2 separate regions of the Homo sapiens genome follow, and region 1 is linked to region 2. Evidence: chromatin loops called from intact Hi-C (ENCODE). Cell type or tissue: GM12878. All regions are shown on one strand. Each heading gives the region's core, and the rest is flanking DNA. Links, peaks and the distances in the headings are about the cores only.

Region 1 (2,905 bases), core at 269-2,768, 360 kb after region 2:
CAGCAACACAGCCCTGCACTGTAATGAAAGGGCTGGCTCCCCTAGAAAGCAGGACAGTGCAGAACCTTCTCTATTTCTCTGTAACCTAGTTCAGGGCCTGGCACCCTGTAGGCACTAATAAACGCTTACTGAGCTGAAGGAGACTGTTCTCCCCAAAATCGGATTTTAGAGGTTTATTGCCTGCCCTGCCATTCATCTTCCTAAAGCTTCCCTCCTGGAGGGCTGGACTGGGTCTTGCATTTTGCTTCTCTCCTCCATAGCAATGGGGCTGCAGCTACACTATTCTCTATTTCCTTGGGGGTCTGACAGGGTATCCAGCTGCTCCACCCCACAAACTGTCCCTTGGGGTGAGTTGGAAAAGCACCTCCCCATCCCCCACCTTTGTACCTTGGAGGGGAGGAGGTTGACTTCCATGATGCACACGGCTGCCATGCGGGACACTGCCAGTCCGATGGCCTTCTCCAGGAAAAACAAGATTCCAGGCACCAGCAGCCACTTCCAGAAGTTGGGCCCATGAAAGATGAGCAGAAGCCACACGAGGAGGTAGGACAGGTGAGTCCAATAGAACACCTATGGGGGTAGGGGGGGCAGTCAACTTCCAGAGCTCAAGGCCTGGGGGGTGGAACAGAGCCAGGACTCAGGGTTATCCTCAAAGCCAGGGCAGTGCTCAGAGCCTTGACTCTCTCCCGGGGATGGAGTTGGGTAAGATGTTGGGGCTGGGAAGCTTCTTTTTCTGGGTGCTTGGCCAAAGGAGGCTGTAAGGGAAGATTCCTGATACCAGAGGCAAACATCTGAAATATCTGCCTGGGGAGGTTCTGGGCAGAGTGGACTGCCCCCACAGGGATCATGAGCATCAGTATCGCTACCCCCGACCCATTCTCAGAAGGAAGAAAGGAAAGACAGCAATGGCTTCCTGGGAGTGGAGAAGAAATAGCAGAAGACAATTTTAGCACCTTCTGAAGCTTTGTGATCTTGGGCAATTTCATTACTTTTCTGAGTGTGAAATTCCTCATGGGTCAAATGAGGATTCTGATTCCTACTTCAAAGGCTTGTTGCTGGCCCAGAGTAGGTACGTGCTCAGTATATGTCTATTTCTGATGTGGTCAGGCCACAAGATAGTCAAGCTCTCCAAACCAAGTCCTCTGTGACTTTCTGCATCTTGAGGAGGCTGGAGAGACAGAAGCAAAGATGGAACTAACATTTTCAGAGCACCTATGTGCTAGGATGTAGTTAGTGGTTTTACATGTATTATCGCCTATAATTCCTAAAATAACATAGAGAATTACACCTCCATTTTACAGATGAGAGAACTGAGGCTTGGAAAGGTTGAGCGACCAGTAAGCAGTGGAGTGGGGATTCAAAACCTGCTGAGCCTATGTTCCTTCCCCTCCCTGTACTGTTTTAAGCCCAACTTAATCCAAATAGGCTAAAGGGATAAGCCAGCAAAAAGGCAGACTCTTCCGCAGCAAAACATCTACACTTGGCAGACATAAACTACAGTCCAGTGGCAGAACACAGCAGCAGGTCCCAAATCACATGCAAATAATATGCAGACCAGCTTGGGACCTTCCTGGGCTCTGGAGTAAATCAGAGGGGACACAGAAAGAAATGAAAGTAGGACCCTGGCCTTGGGGGAAGCAAAAGGGCAGCAACTGGGGCACCTCAAAGTGGCCACTCCTGCGGATGCAGGAACTGGAGCAGATGAACATGAGGAGGAGCAGCAGCAGCAGAGCGACACCTGTCGGGGAGGCCGAACCGTGTACCCAGCCAATGCCAGGCCTCGTGGTGAGCAGCAGCTCCCAGAACTGGAAAGGGCTGGCCTCCGCCTGAGCCTGGAGTACTGGAAACAAGCTCAGAAAGGTTGAGTGACTGCAAGACCAGCTCTTCCCACTCCACCTTCCCATTGGGATCCCCACCCTGCACCATCAGATACTAGCACGGGCAGAAACTTTTGTCCAGAGCGTTGGCTTATCCAGGGCACCCCTTCTCTGCCCTTTGGGCAGGCAGTACACACAGGGGCTGGGCCCTGCATTCTGGGCTTGAGGCTGCTCAAGCTTCTCCCCGACCCAACCCTGCCCCAGATCACTCACCAAAGTTCACAGTGTGAGCCACGGTGTGCACGAGGGACAGCCCCACTACCACGTAGCCCATAAGCTGGTGGAACTGGATGTTCTGGTCCAGTGGTAGGACTTGAGCCAGCCACGTGGCCCGCAGCCAGGTGAGGCAGCGTCTGAGCATCAGCACCTGGCCAGGCAGAGTGGGAGAGAGCCCTGCCTCACTCTCTGTCTGCCTTGTCCTCTTTTCCCAGCCACCTCCCTGCATCCTCCTGAGCTAGCTGTGCTTTCTGAACAGGACACTCACCAAAGTCCCCTGCCCCCATGCCTTGTTGCTTCCCTGGATTCATACCTGGGGTCTCTAGAGGAGGATCTCCAGAATTGTGGCGGGAAGAGAAAGTTACAGAATGTCTATTTGTATTAATTTTTGTCTAAACACATGAGAAACATCTATGCTTTTACTAATATTTAATATATGGGCCAGGCGCAGTGGCTCACTCCACTAATCTCAGCACTTTGGAAGGCTGAGACAGTAGGATCACTGGAGCCTAGGAGTTTGAGACCAGCCTGGGCAACACAGCGAGACCCCTGTCTCTATAGAAAAAAAAAATTGTTTAATTAGCTGGGCATGGTGGCACACACCTGTAATCCTAGCTACTTAGGGGGCTGAGGCAGGAGGACTGCTTGAGCCCAGGATTGCTTGAGCCCAGGCGTTTGAGGTTACAGCAACCTATGATCAGTCCACTGCACTCCAGCCTGGGTGACAAAGACCATGTCTCAAATAAATAAATAAATAAATAAAATATCTCTGTTGACTTGGTGCCCTCATTTAGTCCATATGTCAGATGGGC
Region 2 (2,905 bases), core at 85-2,584:
GACAAACCCCAACTTCACTCCAGCCCACTTTCGTGTTTCTTCTTTCCTGACCCTGCCTGTAAGTCATACATGGTACATGGCATGTACCAGGTGAGAAGCTCAAGGAGAAGGAACTAGGATGCATCATCCCCCCCGAAAAAGAACCAAACTCCCGGAGAGGTGAGGCAGCGCAGCACTGTGATTTTATGTGGAGAGCTTGATTGGGACACACTGGGTTCAAATCCTGACCCTGCCCTTCACAACCACGTGACCTCGGCAGGTCACTAACCTTTGTGTACCTCCTGATCCTCATGTGTAACACAGGGACAATGACTGTGCCTTGTCACAGCCTCGTTGTATGGATTTGATGAAACGATGCTCCCGAGGTGTTTAGAACTGTGCATGGCACAGTCGCACAGACTAAACAGCAGCTTTTAAAAACACATGCATCGTGGAGCTCCATTCTCTCCCCATCCCCACCTTGTATCTATGTTGGTCCAGATAATAGGAACAGGAGGGAACAAATAGGTTCTGGGTGATTTGCCTGAAGTCAGATGAGCCAATAAGAAGCAGAGCTAGGATTTAAACCCTGGGCTTTCTGGCCCCCAAGTGTCACCCCCTCTGTCTCAGGCAGTAGGCTGCGCAGACTCAGACCCCGCCCGGCCTTCACCCTTCCCTGCCCGCTCTGCCCCTGGAGCAGAGGGCACACACTCCTGCTATCCCGAGAGCCAGGTATCTGCCTCACCGGCCTTCTTAGTCCTCCGGCAGACCCTGCCCTGCCGCGGCAGGCCGCCCCCTCCTGCCCTGTGCCCTGCCACCGCCTGCCGTCTCCAGGTTGAGAGGCTCGCTCTTAAAGGGCCCCTGTGGCCACTTACACGCGAAGAAATCTGGCTGTGGCTGGCGAAGGCCATCCCCCAAAGCATGGATTTTCTGTGACTTGAGACAACATTTCGCTCGGCCTGATAAAGTGTTTCCCCAGGGGCAAACGGACCAGCCTCTCCAGCTGCAAAGCCGGGTCTAGAGGGAAAAGAGAAGGAGAAAAAGCAGAAGAGAAGAGAGACAGCAACAGAGAGAAAAAGGCAGAAGGGCCAGTAGCTCGGGAGAGGGGCCGTCCGCTACCAAGTTGCAGTTCCGCATTAGGCCACGCGATGTCGCCACAGCCAGAGCAGAACCACAGCCGCAGCATCCTCAGAGGCGCCCCACGTGCGGCCCCACAGCCCAGCCTGCTCGGGCTTAGGGCAGTCCCGCACCAGAGGGCTAAGGGGCTGCTATAGAGGAAGTGAGGTCTCTGCTCAGAACGAGGTTGGCAGGACACACTGGGTTACGGGAGAAGCCTTCGTTAAGAAAGGGTCGATTCAACACAATCTGACAAAAAAGCTGGAAGGATTGGCAACTGGAATTCCGGAACTAGGGCTTGAAACTAGCGGGCCTTTGGAAAAATCATTCTATTGCAGAGGCGCACGCACGAGTGCACGTGTGTGTGTACATGGGGGCGGTAGTTATGGTTGTTTTATTGTGTAGGAGTTGTCTTATTTTGGAGAACTGCAGGGATGTAGACATTTCCCCATGCCCCTAACTGGCTATAGCAGCACTTTATCCTCTGGCCAAGCCTCTGTCTGAGAACCATGTCTGCTGAGCCTTCTACCTCCAGCGCTGACCTCAAACCCCTTCCAGGTCAGCTCCACCCCTCTGAACTGCCTCAGCAACTGCCTCTAAGCTGTCCTTAGAGCAGAGCTCATGGGTGAAAATTAATCTCTCGCCCTCACTGCTCTGACCAGGAGGTTTTTCACTCAGCAGCTCTTTGAAAAAAAAAAAACAAAAAACAAAAAAAAAACAATCAATGGTTGGATGCACTGGAAGGAGATGGACAGTGATTTGTCCATACAGTACTTGCTGTGTAACTGACATTCCTGAAGGGAGTGGCAGCCGTTTCCTGTGCAGGCATGAGCAGGCCAGGGCCTCGGCCACCCCCACCTTGCTCCAAGAACCACGAAGAGGGCACGCATTCTCTCATTTCCCCTCTCAAATGCTACAGAATGAGAAGGCAGTTTTCTGGAACATTTTCATTTGAACCAAAGTCCATGACAATAAGAACCAAAAACCACTCAGGGGACGACAAAGCTCTCTATGTTGAGATTGGCCTTAATGGTCTGCCTTGTAATGGAACGAATGCCATTTCAACCCTGATTTTCGGGCAAGCATCAGATAACTGTCAAGCAAATACTGAGGTTCCTGGTCTCCCCCAGGAGGTCTTCCCCTCCCTGGAGGGGAAGGTGGTTCTCTCCCGCTCCTGCCCAACTGCAGCCGGATGGAGCAGGAGGGAGAGGCAGGGGTGGAGCCTGGGGGAGGAAGACAGCTGGGAAAGGAAGCTTGGAGAAGACACTAAGGCATCGACATTGCACGATGCCCAAACCAGAGAGGACCCAGAGGGTATTGTCTCAGATGCCCTCATTGAAGACGTAGACCCTGAGGCCCAGAGTGGACAGTGACTGCCCTGAGGCCATACAGCAAGTCTGGGGGAGCAGGGTTGAAATTCAGGCCTCCAGATACCCACACCCTCCTCTCTACCCACTTCTTCTGAAATTACTCAGGGCCAGCATCACTTCTGCACACGAGTCAGCTTTCTCACTCTCCAGACACCAAAGGCAGAGACAGGGAATGAAGAGAGGGGAGGACAGGCCTTGTAAGAGCAGCAAAACCATGGGTCAGGGAACGTGGAGCGAGGACGAGGTACAAAGGGCACTGGAAGGGCCACATGCCCACTCTACCTTTGGGTGCAAGAGTGTGGCATGTGCCCCCTTCCTCCTTTTTGATTCCAACATAGCCCCTCACCTCCCTCTCCCCTCAGCTCCCACTTCAGTTGCTGCTAATATGCCTGGAAACCCCTCAGGGCATGGAAGCTGAGTGCGTAGGATTTTTTTTTTTC

Evidence for each region. Hi-C counts contacts between places; a loop is a spot of excess contacts. Peaks named below come from ENCODE experiments on the same cell type or tissue, not always from the same donor. Only the 100,000 strongest peaks of a DNase experiment are listed, where the experiment ranks them.
Region 1: it touches region 2 in a loop (5-fold over the local background); 2 of 110 quality-filtered maps call a loop at or near these places.

Annotation. Positions count from the first base shown.
Region 1 is chr15:69,034,693-69,037,597 of GRCh38, reverse strand. It overlaps SPESP1-NOX5 (SPESP1-NOX5 readthrough), which reads right to left. Exons shown (of 17, transcript NR_033672.2): 7 at 2,091-2,244; 8 at 1,662-1,840; 9 at 388-570. It overlaps NOX5 (NADPH oxidase 5), which reads right to left. Exons shown (of 16, transcript NM_024505.4): 6 at 2,091-2,244; 7 at 1,662-1,840; 8 at 388-570. Among named protein-coding and RNA genes, the nearest start is that of NOX5, 21 kb to the right of the region's middle. RefSeq lists an enhancer at 318-1,517. In GM12878, for the core only: a CTCF peak has its summit at 1,737; no DNase peak of the experiment used is centred there.
Region 2 is chr15:69,393,010-69,395,914 of GRCh38, reverse strand. All of the region lies in intron 6 of PAQR5 (progestin and adipoQ receptor family member 5), which reads right to left. Among named protein-coding and RNA genes, the nearest start is that of KIF23, 20 kb to the left of the region's middle. In GM12878, for the core only: a CTCF peak has its summit at 1,122; no DNase peak of the experiment used is centred there.